Regions from separate parts of the Homo sapiens genome. Here region 1 is linked to region 2. A link is an interaction called in ENCODE POLR2A ChIA-PET data of the cell type or tissue named here. Cell type or tissue: Caco-2. All regions are shown on one strand.

What was found. ChIA-PET counts read pairs that join two places held together with the same protein. Peaks named below come from ENCODE experiments on the same cell type or tissue, not always from the same donor. Only the 100,000 strongest peaks of a DNase experiment are listed, where the experiment ranks them.
Region 1: POLR2A ChIA-PET joins it to region 2 with 6 read pairs; 2 of 35 experiments call an interaction of 5 or more read pairs at or near these places.

The regions. Positions count from the first base shown.
Region 1 is chr12:7,609,547-7,612,046 of GRCh38, reverse strand. No RefSeq gene overlaps it. Among named protein-coding and RNA genes, the nearest start is that of APOBEC1, 55 kb to the left of the region's middle. RefSeq lists a silencer at 1,607-1,807. In Caco-2, no CTCF peak of the experiment used is centred here; no DNase peak of the experiment used is centred here.
Region 2 is chr12:7,981,580-7,984,079 of GRCh38, reverse strand. No RefSeq gene overlaps it. Among named protein-coding and RNA genes, the nearest start is that of SLC2A3, 47 kb to the right of the region's middle. RefSeq lists an enhancer at 1,025-2,224. In Caco-2, no CTCF peak of the experiment used is centred here; DNase peaks (open chromatin) are centred at 429, 839, 1,489 and 2,239.

The DNA of each region.
Region 1 (2,500 bases), 370 kb after region 2:
CTTGAATACTTTCTGAAGCAATGGCACAAGCTCTTTCTTGTACATCTGGCAGAATTTGGCTGTGAATTCATATAGTCCTGGGCTTTTTCTGGTTGGTAGGCTTTTTATTACTGATTCAATTTTGGAACTCATTATTGGTCTGTTCAGGGATTCAATCTCTTCCTGGTTCAATCTTGGGAGATTGTATGTTTCCAGGAATTTATCCATTTTTTCTAGGTTTTCTAGCTTGTGTGCATACAGATGTTTGTTATAGTCCCTGAGGGTTTTTTGTATTTCTGTGGGATCAGTGGTAATCCCATTTGTTATTTCTGGTTGTGTTTATTTGGATCTTCTCTCATTTTTACTTATTAGTATAGCCAGCAGTCTATCTTACTGATTCTTTCAATGATCCAGCTCCTGGATTCATTGATCTTTTGTATGGTTTTTCACATCTCAATCTCCTTTAGTTTAGCTCTGATTTTGGTTGTTTCTTGCCTTCTGCTAGCTTTGGGGTTAGTTTGCTCTTGTTTCTCTAGTTCCTCTAGTTGTGATGTTAGGTTGTTAACTTGTGATCTAACTTTTTGATGTGGGTGGTTGGTGATACAAACTTCCCTCTTAACGCTGATTTGGTTGTGTCCCAGAGATTCTTGTATGTTGTATGTTTTTCTAATTAATTTTTTTTTTTTTTTTTTTGAGATGGAGTCTCGCTCTGTTGCCAGGCTGGAGTGCAGTAGCACGATCTCAGCTCACTGCAACCTCTGACTCCCAGGTTCAAGCAATTCTCCTGCCTCAGTCTCCTACTCAGTAGCTGGAACTACAGGCATGCGCCACCACGCCCAGTTAATTTTTGTATTTTTAGTAGAGATGGGGTTTCACCATGTTGGCCACGATGGTCTCAATCTCTTGACTTCATGATCTGCCCGCCTCGGCCTCCCGAAGTGCTGGGATTACAGGCATGAACCACCACGCTCGGCCCTCTGATTAGTTTCAAAGAATTTCTTGATTTTTGCCTTAATTTTATTGTTTACCCAGAAATTGTTCTGGAGCTGATTGTTTAATTTCCATTTAATTGTATGGTTTTGAGTAATTTTGTTAGCATTGATTCTATTTTTGTTGGACTGTGGTTTGAAAGTATGGTTGGTATGAGTTTGGGTTTTTTTGGTATTTGCTGGGGTGTTTTATGTCCAATTGTGTGGTCAATTTTAGAATATGTGACATGCATAGATGAGAAGAATGTATATTCTGTTGTTTTTGGGTGGGGAATTCTGTAGATGTCTATCAGGTCCATTTTGTCAAGTGTTGAGTTAAGGTCCAAAATGTCTTTGTTAGTCTTCTGCCTCAATGATCTGTCTAACACTGTTAGTGGGGTGTTAAATTCTACCACTGTTATTGTGTAGTTATCTAAATCTTTTCACAGGTCTCTAAGAACTTGCTTTATTAATCTGGGTGCTCCTGTTTTGGGTGTGTATATATTTAACAGGTCTTCTTGTTGAATCGAGCACTTTATCATTATTTAGTTCTCTTCTGTGTCTTTTTGAATCATTGTTAGTTTAAAGTCTGTTTTGTGTGAAATTAGAATAGCAACTCCTATTTGCCATTTTCCATTTGCTTGATAGATTTTTCTCCATCCCTTTACTCTGGGCCTATAGGTGTCATTGCATGTGACATGGGTCTCTTGAAGAGAGCGTACCACTGGGTTTTGCCTCTTTATCTAACTTGCCACTGTGTGCCTTCAAATTGGGGCATTTAGCCTGTTTACATTCAAGGTTAGCCCTCATATGTGTGGATTTGATCCTGTCATCATGTTGTTAGCTGGTAATGATGCAGGCTGTTTGTGTTCCTGCTTTATAGTGTCACTTAAGTTTTGCGGTTTTTTGGGGGGGTAGTGGCTGGTAACAGTCTTTCCTTTCCATATTTAGCACCTTCTTCAGGAATCCTTGTAAGGCAAGTCTGGCAGTAACAATTTCTGTTAGCATTTGCTTGTCTGAAAAGGATCTTATTGCTCCTTTGTTTGTAAAACTTTGGCTGAATATGAAATTCTTGGTTAAATTTTTTTTCTTTAAAAATGCTGAATATAGTCTCTAATCTCTTCTAGCTTGTAGGATTTCTGCTAAAATGTCTGCTGTTTGCCTGATGGGATTCTCTTTGTAGGTGATCTGTCCCTTCTCTCTAGCTGCCTTTAACGTTTTTCTTTCATTTTGTTGTTGGAAAATCTGATGACTATGTGTCTTGGGGATGGTCTTCTTGTGTAGTATTTTGCATGGCTTCCCTGTCCCTGCAATTCCTGAATTTGAATGTTGGCCTTTCTAGTGAGTTGGCAAAAATTTTCATGGACGATATCCTGAAATATGTTTTTCAAGTTGCTTAGTTTCTCTTTCTGTCTCTCAGGCACACCAATGAGTCATACACTGGGTCTCTTTACATAAGCCTATATTTCTCAGAGGTTTTGTTCATTCTTCTTTATTGTTTTTCTTTATTTTTCTCTGACTGAATTATTTCAGAGAGCCAGTCTTCAAGCTCT
Region 2 (2,500 bases):
GCAGGAGAATCGCTTGAACCCCAGAGGCAGCGGATGCAGTAAGCCAAGATTGTGCCATTGTACTCCAGCCTGGGAGACAAGAGCTCCTTGTCAAAAAACACTCCGTCTCAAAAAAAAAAGGAGAGAGAAAGTGCTTCCTGAGAGGAACCAAAGCCTTCCTATGAGTTATGCTTTGAATTCTAGCGAGAAATCCTGTTTTCTTTCCTTGTTTCCTCCTGCGTATATTCAAAATAAATGAGTTTCCCAAACAGTTGAGTGTCAGATAGGTGAGGTATTTCAGCCTTTTGCACAGGATCTCATTGGAGATTTTCTGAGATGTCTTGCTGAAATCAAGGTGCGTGGTGTCTGTCTAAGGCAGTGGTTCTCAAACAGTGGTGATTTGCTCCCAGTGGACATTTGGCAATACCTGGAGATATTTTTGTTGTCATGATTACAGGAAAGGGATTACAAGCTTCTAGTGGGGAGGGGCCAGGGATTCTGCTAACCATTCTGTAATGCATGGGACAAGCCTCTGTAACAAAGAATTGTCTGGCTCCAAATGTCAGTAATATCCATATTTAGGACTATGGTATTTCTCTGATTTTATTAACTTTATGGGAAAAAGTTAGAAAAGTTTTAAACTTAATGAAATAATTCTGCTTCCAACTAATCACTGCTCTCTCTCTCTTTTTTTTTTTTTTTTTTTGAGACAGAGTTTTGCTCTTGTTACCCAGGCCGGAGTGCAATGGCACCATCTCGGCTCACCGCAACCTCTGCCTCCCAGGTTCAAGCAAGCCTCCCAAATAGCTGGGATTACAGGCATGTGCCACCACGCCCAGGTAATTTCGTATTTTTAGTAGAGATGGGGTTTCTCCATATTGGTCAGGCTGGTCTTGAACTCCGTTCCTCAGGTGATCCGCCCGCCTCGGCCTCCCAAATTGCTGGGATTAGAGGTGTGAGCCACCGTGCCCGGCCTATCACTGCTCTCTTCTTGCATACAAATCATCTGTTAATAATCTTTCTAGACTTTAGTAGGAAAATAATGAAGCACTGTTTCTTTTCCACTTTTTTAAAATGGAAAAGTTTACATTTTTCTGTCATCATTCTCAATCTCCATAATTTTTTCAATATTAACAGTGCCCGATGATTAAATTTGGACACAATGTTCATATACTGTTATTTAAAGAAAAATTATATTCTTACCATATCCCATTGCCTTTTTGGCCTTTTGTTTCTCTTCCCCATGTTTATTCATTTGTTACAGTTGTAAGGTTTTTCTTGAGGAGGTAAGTAATCCCACTTTTCTTCTGTCATCTCTAAAAACTAAGTAAATACAATACAATTTAAACTAGAAGCTCTGTTCTTATCTTTTAGGACCCCTAGTGAGACATGTAGCTATTTTGGAATGAGGCTATACTAATCATGTTGACTAGCTACTTATTAGTGAGAGAGAAGGGGGCAGAAGTCACTGTCCTGTCACCAGGTAGATAAGAATGTGGGAGACAAAGAATGATGCTGTCTCTGCACGTCCTCCACGTGGGGACATTGGAATCTTTTCCTGGGGCTGTGGCATTTCTTTTGTATTGACTGCAGCTGTCAGGATCAAAGAAGAACTAATGAGACAGAAGTAAATAGCTTCATTCTCAGGCTACCTGAGAGGAGCAATGTCTGATGGAGATTAAAAGATGAAAGGGGAGAAAAATTCTTTCTCAGCCACACCCAGATACAACTAAGTCACTCTTTTCACATGCTTCTGATTCTTCAAATTCTATGTTACCACTTAGAATCTAGTGGCAAAAAAAAACCTTTTCCTAATGCTTTTTTCCTTATTACGTTTTTATTATTTTTAAGATAGAGAACAGTGATGTTTCCTGATCTCAATGCTTTTATATTTAGAGCTAGAGGTTTATTCAGTCAGCCAGTCATTTATTCAATTATATATTGACTATGTCTATATGTTCCAGACCCAAACATGAACCAAGGAAAGGCTCCAAAAACTTGGAAGTTTTAAGTATATATTTGAAAGAGGACTGATAAGTGAATATCTGATTAGTAGTTAAAATGTTATATAATTTGGCCAGACATGGTGGCTCATGCCTGTAATCCCAGCACTTTGGGAAGCCGAGGTGGGTGGATCACCTGAGGTCAGGAGTTCAAGACCAGCATGGCCAACATGGTGAAACCCCATCTCTACTAAAAATACAAAAAGGTAGCTGGGCCTGGTGGTGGGTGCCTGTAATCCCAGCTACTCCAGAGGCTGAAGCAGGAGAATCCCTTGAATCCGGGAGACGGAGGTTGCAGTGAGCCAATATTGTGCCATTGCACTCTAACCTGGGCAACAGGAACATAACTCCATCTCAAAAAAAAAAAAGAACAGTTACATAATTTTTCACCTTTCTTCTCGGGTAATGACTACTTCACATGCATGGATCAGGAAGTATTTGTTTGGGCAGTACCTTTGTAGAACTCTTGAGATTGCACAGAATAAAATAGCTAGCATTCTTCTTCTTCAGCCATAAGT